Regions from separate parts of the Homo sapiens genome. Here region 1 is linked to region 2. The links are chromatin loops, found by intact Hi-C in ENCODE. Cell type or tissue: MCF 10A. All regions are shown on one strand. Links, peaks and the distances in the headings refer to the core of each region. The heading gives the core; the rest is flanking DNA.

Region 1 (8,343 bases), core at 217-8,216, 110 kb after region 2:
GGGTTCACGCCATTCTCCTGCCTCAGCCTCCTGAGTAGCTGGGACTGCAGGCGCCCGCCACCACGCCCGGCTAATTTTTTTGTATTTTTTTTTTTTTTTAGCAGAGTCGGGGTTTCACCGTGTTAGCCAGATGGTCTCCATCTCCTGACCTCGTGATCCGCCCGCCTCGGCCTTCCAAAGTGCTGGGATTACAGGCGTGAGCCACCGCGCCCGGCCTCCTCTTGCTCTTTTGTTATTGGCTATTGTTATCCTTGCTGCTTACTGTAGTGGACATTTACATTTATTTTGGCTGTCTAGGATCTGAAACCCCTTTCTAGGGGTGAGTTGGAGAAATTCATCTATTTGATGAAGGTATCTTTCCCTGAAGAGCTGAAAATACCAGACACCCACTTTTCCAGCCTCCCTTACAGCTAGGGACCAGGTATATGACCTAGGCTCAGCAGACCAGATGCATCTATGACTCATGAGCATCACAGGGAACTCTCTTTGGGGACAGAGCAGCAGTAGTATTTTCAGAAAAATCAAGTTTTTCAGGCAGCAGTGGCATGACGAGTGACAGCATGTCATAGAGAGGGACAGCAGTGTGGAGGGTACAAGTGCCAGCATCTAGTGCTCAGCAGTGTTGCCCATGTGAACTCACAGGGCCCCCTCTGAAGTGTGATTTGGGGTATTGTTCTTGCCTGAGTAGTCCTGAACGTTGTTTTCCAGCCCTCATGATAAGTTGGAGAGTTGCCAAATAACTTTTTTTCTTTTTTCATTTTTTTTTAGTAGTAGAGGCGGGGTTTCACCGTGTTAGTCAGGATGGTCTCAATCTCCTGACCTCGTGATCCGCCCTCCTCGGCCTCCCAAAGTGTTGGGATTACAGGCGTGAGCCACCATGCCCGGCCGCCAAATAACTTTTTAATAAACTATTTCTTTGCTCCAATTAGCTAGAGTTGGATTATGTTGCTTGCAATCAAGAACTCTGAATGGTATGAAAATCAGCGCTAGGAATGGGAGGCTTGTTTCCCATGGTCTGGACACTTACAAAGAGAAACTAACAAGTTCCAATTCCTGATCTTCAGTCCATGCTTTAAGCCAGTAATTTAGAACCGAAAAAAATAAAAAAAATAAAAACAAAAAGAATAAACCAACAAACCAAATCAATGAACAAACAAAAGCCCTCAAAATTTGACACCAAAGGGTTTTTGAATTATAACATGAGTTGAAGTCACAGTTTTGCCAGGTTTCTTGTATGAGAATTCAGGCATTGTTTGGGAAAGACTGGAACCCTGAAATCTGGAATGAAGGAATGTTGGAGCACACTGTAAAAAAGTGAATATGTTCCCCCATATTTAGAGTACACTCCACAGCAAAACCCCACTGGCACTCTCTTGTCAGTGGAAGCAGGCTGTCTTTACAGTCTTATGAGGCTATGGTTATTTTGCTTGAAACTTTAAAATGACCTTATCTAAGCTAATTACCTGGAAAGGGTTGACCAATTCTCCTCAAACCCCATCTTCCCTCCTTCTCATTATTTTTACACTTCAAACCAGGGTCAGAACCCAGCGTGACCGGGAATCCAATTACAAAGTCAAACCCAGAAGGAAAAGACTTCATAACTAAACAATTGCAAAAGGTTACCAGTTTATATCAGCAAATATTTTGAATACTTGTGGAAATAGATGTGGAGGTACTAAACCAAAGAGTAAAGAATATAACTTTAGATCAAGCTGCATTGATCCATGCATTTCATTTGGCAGAAACACTGGGTTCAATCTACCGGTTAAACAACAAACACACAGCCACAAAAAGCCAGACAGAGGAAAGGGGAGAGAGAGAGAGAGAGAGAGAGAGAGAGAGAGAGAGAGAGAGAGAGAGAATCTTCCTTTTCTTATAAGGCCACAGTTCTGCAACATTAGGACTCTATTTTTAGGACCTCACTTAACCTTAATAATCTGCTAAAGACTCTATCTCCAAATAAAATCACACTGGGGGTTAGGGCTTTAACATATGAATTTTGGGGGAACACAATTCAATCCATAGTATTTGGTAAAATTAACAACATAAATTCCATCATTATGGACCTGAAAAGATATACAGTCAGCCCTCTATATCTGTGGATTCTGTATCCATGGATTCAACTGGCCACAAATAAAAAATATTTGAGAAAAAATTGCATCTGTACCAAACATGTACAGATGTTTTTTCTTGTCATTATTCTCTAAACAATACAGTATGACAACTATTTACATGGCACTTATATTGTATTAGGTATCATAAGTAATCTAGAGATGATTTAAAGTATATGGGAGGATGTGTATATGTTGTATGCAAATACTATGCCATTTGCCTATATCAGGGACTTGAACATTCATGGATTTTGGTATCTGTGGGAGGTTCTGGAACCAATCCCTCACAGATACCAAGGGATGACTGTACTTTCACATACCTTTTTGACATTTTGGCCAGTATTAAAAATGAACAGGCTTTGGATAATGACAGAAAGTTATTGTAACCTCAATCAGGGAGTGATTCCAATTGCAATTACTCTTGTAGATATGGTCTCTTTACTGAGACATGTATAGACATCTCATGGCATGTGGTGGTATGTAGCTATTGATCTCTACCCCCAAAAGCAGAAAACACCAGAGGTAATCTGCTTTTACTTAGTGGGAAGACAGCATACCTTCACGGTATTGCCTCTGGGTTACATCAATTTTCTGACCTTGTGCCACAAGTTAGTTTGCAGGGAACTTGATTATCTCATCATCTCATAGAAAAGCATGGTGTCCCATGACATAGATGAGATAGACGTCGGGGGAGCAAAAAGTTGCTGTAACCCAATATGTGTTGCTATGTTGGAGGATGCCAGCTGTTAGGAGATAAAACCTATAAAACATTAGGCTTGATACCTCAGAGAAGTTTTTTGAGGCTAAGTAGTCTGAGGCACATTGGGATAACCTTCAAAGTCAAAGACTAGTTGCTACATCTTGTAACTACTACCAATGGGACAAAAGAAACTACTTGGTGAAAATGTTTGAATTTTATAGTAAACATATACCATGTTTGGGTATTCTGCTTCTACCTATTACTAGTTGAAAGATAAGCACTTTGAGTGGAACCTGGAACAAGAGAATTGTCACTGGTCAAGGATGTAATGGCAGAGTAACAGTGCCCAAAGTATTTGTGACAGATTATGATGTCCATTGAGGCCTGTAGAAAGTTGCAGTGGTGTTTTTACAGGGGATTCCCCTAAGGTTTTGAAGCAAGTAAAGGAGCAATTCACCTTTGAAAAATATCTCTTGGCTTGCTAGTAGGCCCTCTTAGAGACTGACGGTGGGACCCCCAAGTAAGCATCCGGACTGAGTTTTTGGGGTAATTATGCATTATCTGCTCATTCTAGCTGTGAAACAAAGAACAGGAAGCTGACCTAACTTGTGCATGTCATCAGCCCCTTTTTCAGCCATCCTAAATTTTGTTCAGTGGGCTCATAAACATAGTGGTTGGGGGTGGGGGTGCACTCCCATATTCCAGTAAGGATAAAGGGAAGCCATTCCTCATCCTATCTCATAGGTGACCTCATGGAAGTCTGCCAGCTAACTTGAGCTGCAGTCTCAGGTTGAGAGATGCTCCCAAATAATATTTGTGAAATAATCTTGGGTGAGTACTAACCCTGTTGGCCAGAACCAAGGGGCGAGTGGGAAGTGTGCTATCATCATGGGTGTAAAAGCTGGATGCCCCACTTCATGGGTGGACCAGGAGGGCATGGCCTGACAGCTGCAGTTTCTGTCTTTATGGGGAAGGCTTATGGCCTGGGGCAATTTTGAGTTCTGAGTGCAGGCTGCCTGGAACCCAGCTAGCTGCTGTAAGCAGAACACTGTGTGTGAAACCTGCCTTGCCAAGTGCATGGGAGCTGAGTGGGGCTTACTGTACCCTGCTACCCCTTGCTCCTTTTGTGGATATTTTTTGTGGAACAGAGGCAGCTGCGCTCCTCCCTGGAACATTACCCTAGCGGCTAGAGAACTGCTACCTGACCCCCTTTGGGGCTGCAGCTTGTGCCTGTACGTGGAGAGCCAGAATGTTGACTTATCTAACCCAGCCTCAAGCCATCTTTGCCCCTCCACCCCTCCCCGCAGCCCCCCAATAATGTAACCCCATGGACAGGCACATTTGGGAGCTCCATGGCCCCACCCCTTGCCTGAGACACCAGAGTACCTTCACTGGCTAACATAAAACAAACACAAATTCCACCACTACCACTGCAGATGGTGCTCTTTCGCAAACACTACTTCCTGGCTGGAGGCCAACGGGTACAGCCCATTACAACATCTGCAGGCACAATAACATAGCACTCAGGAAGGAGAAAACTTTTGCGTAAATTCAGCTATCGTCATTGCCTGCATCACCCTGGCTAACCAGGAGGTCTTGAGTTGGTTCACGTGTCCAGCACATTACTATTGCAGCTGGCATTTGAGAAAGCTAACACACCAAAGCTATTTATAACCAAGGAAATATCAGAGTCTGCGTCACTCACCTATCACTCTCATCAGCTGCTGCTGGTACCCACCGCTGGAAGACTAGAGGACAGGTCACATCACTAGATCCCTTGCAAACATTCTCCAGCACCAGCATGGAGTCTGGCAGCTCCAGTGGGTAACTAGATCCAGAAAAGCAGCAGGATTCACAGTAGTCTGGCCCTGAGGGACTGCCATTCCTAGGGGAAGGGGGAGGGTACCACATTAAGGGAGCACCATGTGGGACAAAATAAACCAAAGTACAGGCCTTGAGTCCCTGAACTTTCCACTCATGGGAAGTTTCTTTCAGCAGAGACACAGGTACAGTGTTGGGATCGGTGAGGAAAGTGTGTAGCTTTAACCCAACAGTCAGGCAGCCCTGGTGCTTGTAAAGGGTATTGGAGAAGAGGACTTCTCCCTCTCACCCACCACTGCAGACAAAGCTCTGACTTCTCCCATGGGAGTTCTGCCTGGGTGCATCTGTAGACAGCCTTTCTGGAACACTGCATCCCCACAGGATGGGTGCCCTCCAGGTTCAGGCTTGCATAAGAGGTAAAGTCACAACCCCTCTCTACGCAGAACATCAGAATTCTTGGAGAGGAAAAGAGGTGACTGTCCAATCAAAATAGCCAGGACGCTGTGTCAGGAGTGTGACTGGGAAGCAGATTGTTTTCCTGCTAGCCTGGAGGGAGAACTGTGGTAGCTTCCTCCCTTCCCTCAGAAAAGACCTTAGTGCATTTCACTGAGAGCTCCCCCAACCACCTCTGTCAAGGCTGGGACCTCTGCCAACCACTGGAGTATTGCATTTACCTATTTACTTTAGCCACAGCTAGTTTTTACCCATGGGCACTTTCTACTGTCCCGAAGCCTGAATTGTTCAACCCAGTTAATAAAAGACAGAGGGAAAAAAATTTTTTAAGTGCACACCACTGGGGTATGAAATAAGCTTCTTGAGATTTCTGCCTTTCCAACCTCACAGGAGATGTGAAACTGCTCACACACCCAGCACATCACTGCTGCGACCAGCATGTGAGAAAGCTGTCACATAAAGATTTTTTTTTTTTTTTGGAAACAGAGTCTCACTCTGTCACCCAGGCTGGAGTGCAGTGGCATAATCTCAGCTCACTGCAACCTCTGCCTTCTGGATTCAAGTGATTCTCCTGCCTCAGCCTTCCAAGTAGCTGGGATTACAGGTATGTGCTACCATGCTCAGCTAACATGGTGTTTCACCATGTTAGCCAGGCTCGTCTTGAACTTCTGACCTCAGGTGACCCACCTGCCTTGGTCTCCCAAAGTGTTGGGATTACAGGTATGAGCCAAGATTCTTTATAACCAAGGAACTCATCCAGAGTCTTCATCACTGAAAGCACTCAGAGCTGAAGCTAGGTGACAATAAACTATAAACATTAAAGTCACATCTTCAAGGGGGCAAAAAAGAAATTAAAGTCTAATAAAAAAATTTAAAAAATTAGAAGAAAGAGTCCACCAAATGAGAAAGAGCCAGAAAAATAATTCTGGAACTATGAAAAAATGAGATTCTATAAAACCTCCAAAAGATCACACTAACTCTCCAGCGGTGGATCCAAAACAAGATGAAATGCTTGAAATACTAGATAAAACATTCAAAAGATTATTAAGTTACTCAAGCAGATACAAGAGAAAGGTGAAAACTAATATAAAGAAATTTAAAAAAGATTCAGGATATAAATGAAAATTTTTCTAAAAAGATAGATATTTTAAAGAAAAACCAATCAGAACATCTGGAAATGAAATATACATTTAGGGAACTACAAAATGCAGTGGAAAGTTTTTAACAATAGACTAGACCAAATAGAAGAAAGAATTTCAGAGCTTAAAGACAAGGCTTTTGATTTAACTCAATCAGACAAAAATAAAGAAAAAGAATGAAAAAAAATCCAAGAAATATGGGATTATATAAAACAGCCAAATCTAATAATTATAAGTGTTCTTTGTTCTTTGGTACAAAGTAAATAGCTACTGTTTAAACAAATTTGGATTTATTTAAACAGTTTGGAAAAGCAAACAGTTTGGGAAACCTATTTGAGGGAATAACAGAGGAAAATTTCCTGGCCCTGCTAGAGATTTAGACATTCAAATATAAGAAGCTCAAAGAACTCCTGGGATTCCTTGCAAAAAGGACATCATCAAGGCGTATAGTCATCAGGCTACCTAAAGTCAACATAAAGGAAATAATTCTAAGAGGAGTTAGACAAAAACATCAGGTAACCTGTAAAGGAAAACCTATCAGACTAACAGCAGGCTTCTCAGCAGAAATCTTATAAGCCCGAAGGGATTGGGGTTCTATCTTTAGTCTCCTTAAACAGAATTACTTTCAGCCAAGAATTTTGTATCCAGCAAAACTAAGTTTCAGAAATGAAGGAGAAATAAAGTCTTTCTCAGACAAGCAAATGCTGAGGGAATTTATCAATAGTGGACCAGCCCTATAAGAAATGCTAAAAGGACCTCTAAATCTTGAAACAAAAAGTTAATACAAACCAGAATAGAAACTCCTGAAAGCATAAAATTCATATGTATTATAAAAAATAACACAATGAAGATAACAAATTCACTAGGTAACAATCAACATAATGACTGGAACAGTACCTCACATCTCAATACTAATGTTGACTGTAAATGGTTTAAATGTTCCACTTAAAAGGTGCAGATTGGCAGAATGGATAAAAAAAAATCACAAACTAAATAGCTACTGTTTAAATAAATTTGGATTTTTTTTTCCATATCTGCCATTGTTTCTCCGTCACCCCATCCATGGTCTTACTGAATGTCTTTTTGTCCATCATGATATCCCATACAACCTTGATTTGGAGCAAGGAACTCATTTTACCACAAAAGAAAGAAGATTAAGTGGTTGAATTCCATGTGGTTTTGTTTTACTTATTTTTACCATGTATCTAATTGCTTAGAAGTAGCCAGATTTAGAGAAAGGCAGAAAGATCTATTGAAGACTCAGTTATTTTGGCAGCAGGGAAGCAACATTTTGCAAGGATGTAGTACTTTCTTACAGGATGCAATATATGTTCTGGCCATTTATCCCAGGCAGAAATAAATATGGAACAATATGTGTGTTCATAAATCTCACTACTATGCCCGCTGACCAACTAACAGATTTTTTGCTTCTTGTCCCAACAAGTCTGGGCTTTTCTGGTTTAGAAGTATTGACCTCCAAAGCAGGAATGCTTACACAGAATAACACAATAGCTCCTTTGAACTGAAAACTGAGATTGCCACATGGTCATTGCAGGTGTCTCATATCACTGGAAGAGTAAGTAAAAAAGGAGGATTAATATGTTAGCTGGGGTGATTGATCCTGACTATAAAGAGGAAATCGGTTGCTACTACACAATGGGGCAAGGATCAATATTACTAGGATGCATCAACCCAATGAACGTCTCTTAGAACTGCCAAGTTCAATGGTAAAAGGTAAAGAAAGAGTTTATCAATGCCATATATACAGGACCACCAAGGAATCAGATCTTTCAGGAAAGCAGGTTTGCATAACACCATGGCAAAGAGAAGGTGGAGTGGATAGTAGAGAAAAGCCATAAATACCTATTATACTTTGGGACAAATTGTACAAAAAAAGGGCAACAACCTCTGATTATGTTTTCTTATAGTGTCATGTTTATATTTTAATAATTTTTCCTCTTTTCTTTTTCTCCCATTGTCATACACAGAATGAGTTAATGGTAGTTTCAAGTTTAACATAGAATGTTATAGAAATTGTAGAACGTGAAAACAAGAAGACATACAAATGGATAATAAATATAGGAAAAAATGCTAAACATCACTAATCATTAGGAAAATG
Region 2 (8,343 bases), core at 131-8,130:
TATTTCTCTTTCTTGACACCCCTTCCCCTCCTTTCTAAGTGTATAGGTTGGTGGTGAAAAGAAGGTTGAAAAATCTTAGGGAAACTAGACAAGAATGCATATGTTATCTGTTCTATACTTGGGTCCTCTATGTATTGACTTCTGTTTTCAACTTAAGCCCATGAAAAATAGGCTTAAGTTGATCCTTCAGATATTCTAGGATATTTTCAAAGTGGCCCAGATTGAACTGGTTTTTAACTTGGAGGCATTGGTCTCAGTCACACCATCTATCAGCAATTCCATTGTTTTTTGTCAGAAATATTGTCTCTAATCAGCAACTTTAGCCAAATGTCTCTATGAAGATGCATCATCAAAGGGAAAGAAGTCTATTCAGAATATCTTTCAAACCAAATTTCAGTAACTTTAGTAAATAGTAAGATTTCCATTGGAATGAGGTCACCTGATGGCTCAGGCTTCCCAAGGTGCCATGTTAGTACATATCTAGGAATTCCTCTGTCAATTGCTGATATGGCTGATTCCTTGTCATTGTTCAAAATTCAGCTCAAATGTCATCTTCTTGTAGAACACTGCCTTGACCATCCTAGCTAAACCAGTCTTCCAACTGCTTGGTCACTTTACCACATCATTGCTTTTCATTATTATAGCATTTATCACTGCCTGAAATTACAGTGTTCATTTATTTGTTTATTCCTTGTCTTTTCCTTCACAAAATGAGAGCTCAATGGAAACTGGAAGTTTATTCACCTTGTTCACTAATATATAGCCAGCAGTTAGACAAGGGCACATAGAAAGTAAGTGCTTGAGTACATACCATGGTGAATAAATCAACTTTTGGAATGTGCAAGAGTTTACCTAATACATTCACCCAACAACCTCAAATGTCAGGTCTTCCATCTGACTGCTGTGGAAATGGGTTAATAGCCTTAAGGGTTTTAACACTGGACTAGGTGGTCTTTTATACAATCTGATATTCTCTGCTTTCCAGCCATACTATATCACTAATTAGCTAGGTAATGCTATCTATATGGAAATTATAAAGATACATTCACACATTTATCTTTACTAAAATTCTTACTGCTTGAAATAAATAATGATCAATAACACTTTTATTTTTTAAATGTAGTTTTCTTTTTTAAAAAGCTGAATAATCCTTTCTTCAAATGAAAAGCTTATGAGGAAGCCTAATACATATGAGACAAAATGAAGTCAACTGAAAGAAATAAGAATGAGGCAGAAGACGGGGAAGATTTACAGTTTTATCTACTCCCCGGAAGTAAAACCCTTTTCCTCATTGCAGCCCCTGGAATAGTTTGATTATTACTGGATTATAATAATAATAATAAGTAATTTTTTTGAGTAATTAGTAGGTACCAAGTACTTTACATGTATCATCTTGTCAATTCTCATAACACCCCTATGAAATAAGTATATTGTTATTGTCTGTATTTCGCGAATAAGGAGACTAAGGTTTAAAGAGCTAAAAGTAGCTCGCTCAATATCTTTGTGGTAGTCATTTTCCAAGATAGCTGCCAGTGATTTTCACATTCTGGTGTCAGTGCCTTGAGTAGTCCCCTTTCACATTAAATCTGGGGTGGACAGTGTGACCAGTAGAACATGGCAGAGTTGATGGGATATAAATTGCAAGGTGAAGCCATAAAGGCATTGGAGCTGCTTTGCTTTCCTGGGTCACTGTGGGGTAAGCCAGTTGCCATGTCATCAGAACATTCAAGCAACCAGTGGAGAGGTCCATGTGAAAGGAAATTAATCTCCCTGCCCATAACCTCCACCAACTTGTCATGTGAGTAAGCTGCCTTAAATGTAGATCTTCCAACCCCAGTCTAATTTTCAGATGACTGTAGCCCTAGCCAATATCTGACTGCAACCTCATGAGAAACCTTGTGTCCAAGACCACCCAGCCAAGCTGCTCCCCAAATCTGACCTACAGAAACTGTGGAAGACAAAAAAAATGATTATTGCTGTCATAAGCCAGAAAGTTTTGGGGGTGATTTGCTATACAGAATAAGGTAACTGGTTCAGCCTTGCAGACAGTTAAATGGCAGAACCAACATATTTAACCCCAAATGTCATTCTAGAACCTATTCTCTTAACCATGAATGCTCTGTTTGCTTACACACTCATTTTTAACACAAAGTTAAAAGTTATTCAAGCATCTCACAAACTCCATGTCACAGATAAGAAAACTGAGGCATGAAGAGGTTAAAAACATAATTGGTGATGACCAAGTGTGGTGGCTCACTCCTGTAATCCCAGCATTTTGGGAGGCTGAGGCAGATGGATCACCTGAGGTCAGGAGTTTGAGACCAGCCTGGCCAACATGGTGAAACTCCATCTCTACTAAAACTACAAAAATCAGCCAGGTGTGGGGGCAGGTGCCTGTAGTCCCAGCTACTTGGGAAGCTGAGGCAGGAGAATCGCTTGAACCTGGGGAGGCGGAGGTTGCAGTGAGCCAAGATTGCACCACTGCACTCTAGCCTGGGCAACAGAGAGAGACTCCATCTCAAAAAAAAAAAAAAAAAAAAAAAGAAAGAAAGAAAAAAAAATTAATTGGTGGCCGGGTGGCCTAATTCCAAGACCTATTCTCTTAGTCACTATGCTACGTTGATGTCATTATCAGAATTATCCTTCAATAATATTAAACTGGAGATGGAATGCCAAGAATAGAATGAAAAGGAAAGAGCCTAGAGGTGTGCACTTTCACTGGGAGGCTTTTGCAATTATTGAGGAAAACAGTTATTTGAAAGAAACAAGGCCTCTGTCGTGGAGAGTAACTACTGAAATATTTCTCAAAATATCCTTGATACCACTATCAGCTACTGAAGATTTGGATGAGCAGGCTCTTGGTGTGACACAATACGATATTTCTTGTATTGCAACAACCTCTTCTCATTGGTCAATCTTCCAGAAGAAACTTAACCATGGTCATTGCCCAACCCATTCTCCCAAATGATGAGAGTTGAACCAATTGAAGATTGCTTTCAGCATTCGCTATTATGTTTAGTCTCTGTTTTCCTGTAGCACCCTAATAATTGTCTTTATATTAAAATATACATGACTGTTTTTGAAAGAGGAAAGATAATGGACCAAGATTTTCTGTCTTTGAAGTAAGCTAACGAATCAGTATAATTGGAACGAGAAATCCTGGCACAGGAAGAGAGAACTGATTGTGCTCTGTCCTTGGTAGAATTTTGAGTCATTCATGCAGTATAGTGTCTGGAGAGTTCTAGTGAGTCATGCATTGCTAACTATGGAAGAAAAATGTATTTTCTAAAGTTGTCTGTTATTACTCATGTCTTTCAGTCAGGATCAGCAGATGCTGGTATCCTATTGACTGGTGATCTAATAGAAAGTTTCTCATAGACAGGTCTGACACAATTTCCCTCTAACTCTGATAAATTTGGCACAAGTCCTTTTATTTGCTTGCAAGATGTTTGCATTAACATTGTGACTTATTTTTGGCTTGGTGTTAGAAGGAGTGTTTAGTAACAAAATGGAGCATTTGGATTTTGTGGCAGCCAGGAGGAATGCTCTTATTTTATAATGAAACAACTGAACAAATGTTCCTTACAGTGATTCATTCCTCATGTGGGAAAAATTTCATTTTATATATACTCTTTCTCTCTCTATTGGACACATAAAGCTGTTTTACCTTCAATATTTAGGCAGAATTTTCAGTGAGCAATTTGGGAACAATATCTGTAAATTACAAAGATAGGCACCTCTGCAAAAGTAACCATAGGATTGAATGTCAGGAACCACTTGGGTTCTATTCCTAACTGGGCCAGAGTTTGCATATGACCTTGAGCTATTCACTTAATCTTTTTTAAACTTAGGTTTTCTGTCTGAAATGGGCAGAAAATTGCCTACCTATTTAGCTAAGGCAGAAACAATTTCCTGATAGGGAGATGACTCAGCGGCCCAGGGCAGCTGTGTAGCCTTTTGTCCTGGGCATCTTCAGGGAGACAGAGACAGCCAGAAGACTGGAGACCAGACCACGCAAATGAATCCTGACATTCAGGAAGCATAAAGAGGCCGAGTCATCATGGCCTGCTATTTGTCAGGCACTGTGCTAAGACCTGAGAGATGATGGCCAACCAGACACAACCAGGGTCTCTGTCCTCATGAAGTTTACTGCCTAGTTTGCTTTTTACATGTTTGAGGTTATTCAGCAAGAGCTTCTATCATTTTATTATCTGGATCTGAGTCTTTTTTTAAGCACAAGATTATTCAGAATCACTGCCCAAAAAATACAACCCTAGGAGTCTTGTGGGAGAGGAGTTTGATATTTTATGAAGTATTGATAAGATGGGCATGAAAAGAAGTGCAATGTCTGATGGTGTTATTCCAAAGTTTGACTCACTAGTCTTAATGGGAGCAATAGGTTCATCTTGACATCAGGTAATGACACCATTACCTGAGATGAGAATGTGGAGAGAGCTTTTTAAATGTCTTGCATGGACTTTCACATCAGAGTTAATACCCCTCATCTCCACTGCCTGCAGTGAAGCTTCTTCTTATCAATCTAATGTAGTCCAACTTGGATGATGGGTGATTGGTCTTTAGCAGTTGAATGATGGGTTCTAAACGGGAGAACTGATCCTGATCTTCTGTGGTCAGGGGCGCACCCAATGATGGTGACATGGCATCCTTCGTCTTGCACCACGTTTTTGGTCTCAGCACAGAAGTGTTCTTCCCACAAAAGGAAGTTTAAAATGCCCCTCCTCTTGCCACTGTGAGTGTTGCTTTCCACTGAGGAATGCAGCCACAGGTGCCGAGATTAGGAAGGTGGGAAGAGAGCTGCACCATCACACAGTGGGTCCATCTGCTTCAGCTGATGTCAACTGTCTGGGAGTTCCTAAGTCCTCCAGCATTAGTGGCTCATCTGTTTCATTATAATTTTCAAATTAAAATGGTTCAAAATCCTCTTCTACTTATGATGGGTGTCCCAGAAGCCTTGAAATATCTCTCATGGTTTAGGGAGTTTATATTTCAAGTCATTTCTGAATCAAAACTTCTGCTTCATCTGAATTCTTTTTCACCTCTCTTCTTATTATCCCCTACATATGTTGTCCACCTCTTCCCCCTAGCATTACACCCTATTAGGAACTGCCCGATTCCTTCATCCTCTGAAGCCCCACTGATCTGAGTCGGTGGAGGGGGGTTACATCACAGCAAACAACTTAAAACAGATGTTGAGCGCTCCTGATCTTACAAGTTCTTTGGCCATTCCTGCTCAAGTAAATTTCTCACTGGCTCTGTCCTTCACAGACCTCTTTTTCACTATCTTATTGAACTCTCTTCTTATTCCTAAAGCTCAACTTCTCTCTCACTATATTACTGTAGGGAATTTGGTTCTTTTTTGCCTCTGTCTCAAAACTCAGCTCTGGACTTCATACCAGACAGCTGGTTTTTGGAAGGAAATATGACAAAGTATAGCATTTTAAAAAATGTTTTCAGGACAACCATATATTCAACGTTCTCTTTCCAATGACGTATAAAAATTTTACTATTTTTCTGCTATCATATAGAGTTTAAGTTCTTTGGAAGAATGGACAGAGATGAAATATGAGGAGGCACAAATGTTGGAGTAATGGTATGTTTCATGGCCCTTTCCATAGGCAGTTCAGTTCACAGCATGGCTGTTTATTTCCTTCTGGGCCAGCAATAGAGCATCTTTCTGCTGCTTCACCTTTTAAAGGGCTCACCAGATTAGGTAGGCCCACCCAGGTTAGTTTCCCTTTTGATTAACTCAAAGTCAACTGAATAGGAACCTGATCATGGGAGTGATATCTCATCATAGTCACTGGTCCTGCCCACATTCAAGAGGATGGAACTATGGCAGGGCCTATTTATTAGGAGGTGGGAATCTTGGAGGCCATCTTAGAATCCTGCCTACCATAAATGATGACTGTCTTTCATCTTTCAGAACATATTAGGATATGATAATAAATATTAAAAATCAAATGCCTCACCAGAGATCCAATATCAAACTGGTACTAAGTCTTTTCTCTATAATGTCTTCCTGATTTTCTTTCTACAATTTGAAACATTGAACTGTTTTCTGTATATGATATAGGCTTCCCCAAAATTGAACATAAGGCTGTATTAGAAAAAGTCAATCTGACACCAGCCATCTGCAGAACCAAAGCATTTTAAGCAATGATTTATAAATGGGAGCCTGGAGAGTTTGAGGAATACCTAAAACTAAATTAAAGTATTCGAGCTATCAACTCAGAGGAGTATGGCTATATATTAGTCTAAAGATACAGCTGACTTAGTTGGTTTTTGTCCTAATGCAAGATGGATTACACAGGGAAATAAACTACAGTGAACTTGGAAAATGGTGAGGCAGAGTTGTTGGGTTTCATGATGACAGCCACCAAAATAGTTTTGTTTTTCACCCTGGCTTTGGTTTCCAGATAACTAAGCAACCTTCTCATTCAAATTTGGCTTTGTAAGTATCATGCAGAGAATTTACTGATGCATGGGCATGGGAATTCTGGTACTCTTGATTATATTTTGTGATTCTTGATTATATTTTATATATAAATATGTTTTATAACGGAAAATGATGAACATTCTAGTTTATGTATTATTCTTGCATTAATTTGATTAATGTTAATCAGCACCCTAGAGCCCAGCTCTCCCTACATATACCCACAGAACTGACCTTCTGGCTGTGAAGTTGAGGATTAGACTCTAAATGAGATGACCAAGGACGTTGTCATCCCCTAAGACCCTGACTGGCTCCTGGCCTAGACAACAATTCTGTCTCAACTTTCTCTTACTGCAGCAGGTTCAATTGATAACATGCGTTGAGAAGGCAATGTCAGTGACCTTAATGTTCTGAGCCAAAATCAGCTAGTGGCACAGGCTGACAACCTGAATATGTTTTTTAGCTGAAATGAGCAAGTGGTTGCAGCAGTCACCACAGCAACGGCGTGGCTGGAACACTTGGGAGCTTTCAGCAGAGTAATAAGGGCAGCTGTGAGGATGGCTTCAACTGGAATTAATAGCGACTAACTTTTAGTACTAGCCTTCTGGGAATCCTTTATATTTTTCCTAGTAAACAAAAGTACGCACTGTGATTGTTCTTCAACATGAAACCCTTCTCTTGGCTTTTATGCAATACTTCTACTCTTATTGCTCTTCTAGATTTTATAAATGCTAAGTAAATCTTCATAACAGCCTGCAATTTAAAGGGTGGGAGAAATGGAAAAAAAAGGAATTGGAGAATTCGTTTTAGGCTACAGAAAACCATAGCTTTTATCTAATTTTCAATTTTGCATTCCTGAATTTTTCATTTATAATCTTACTCACCAGGCTGCACTTATGTCCAAATTAAAAGAAAAGCAAAGTAAAATGATAAGGAGAGAAGAAAAGTGAACTCAGAGAGTTGTTTTGAGTCTATTCTATGAAGTCAGAGTTTTGGCCACTTGCTTAGTGATTGCATTTAAAAGTCAATCACAGCTTCACCTGCTTGGTTGTTAAGATGGGGCGATATTGCAGTTATCACTTTGGTAAATGTGAATAAAACATGCTTGACTGGTAATGTGAATAAAACATCCTTGACTGGTACTCTGGAAATTGTGCAAATTGTTAGGACTTTTATTAATAGGAGGACAGGTCTGAGGATGACAGAAAAGGAAATCTAGAAACAAGGTTTATTGATGGTATTTATCACCATCAGCAGAGACTAAAGCGAGGTACCGTATTGGTGAAATAGCCAGTGGCCGAGAGGATAGAGCCAAAGGTGATGACTGATTTAAGATTCTAGTGGTTTAGCACGAATACTAGTGTTTTTTATGGAAAATCCACCAAACTTCAAAAAAAATTTCATAAAGAAATATGTGTGGATGATACTGAGTTAAAGTTAAACTGATTTCTTTGCATCAGTCCTCTCTCTTTCCTTTGTGTTGTGGACTAAATGTTTGTGTCCTTCTAAAATTTATATGTTGAAGTTCTTACTCCCTATATGATGGTATTTGGAAGTGGAGCCTTTGCAATGTGATCCAGTTTAGATGCAGTCATGAGGGTGGGGCCCCCATGATGAGTTTAGTGTTCTTATAAGAAGAGAAAGAGAGACCAGAGCTCTCTCTTTGCCATGTGAAGACATAGTGAAAAGGTGGCCATCTACAAGCCAGGAGGAGAGCCCTCATCAGGAACCAAATCAGCCAGCACCTGCCTAGCCCCCAGAATGGTGAGAAATAAACGTCTGTTCTTTAAGCCACCCAATTGATGATATTTTGTTATGGCAGCCCAAGCTAAGACATCATACTAATTTAACTATAAATTTCCAAGAAGGCTGTGCAATATCCAGTGTTT

What was found. Hi-C counts contacts between places; a loop is a spot of excess contacts. Peaks named below come from ENCODE experiments on the same cell type or tissue, not always from the same donor. Only the 100,000 strongest peaks of a DNase experiment are listed, where the experiment ranks them.
Region 1: a loop joins it to region 2, with 9 times the contacts of the local background. A loop is called at or near these places in 4 of 110 quality-filtered maps.

Annotation. Positions count from the first base shown.
Region 1 is chr13:48,779,462-48,787,804 of GRCh38, reverse strand. No RefSeq gene overlaps it. Among named protein-coding and RNA genes, the nearest start is that of CYSLTR2, 130 kb to the right of the region's middle. In MCF 10A, for the core only: no CTCF peak of the experiment used is centred there; DNase peaks (open chromatin) are centred at 4,354 and 5,164.
Region 2 is chr13:48,887,433-48,895,775 of GRCh38, reverse strand. All of the region lies in intron 2 of LOC107984559 (a long non-coding RNA gene), which reads right to left. Among named protein-coding and RNA genes, the nearest start is that of FNDC3A, 84 kb to the left of the region's middle. In MCF 10A, for the core only: no CTCF peak of the experiment used is centred there; DNase peaks (open chromatin) are centred at 3,295 and 3,955.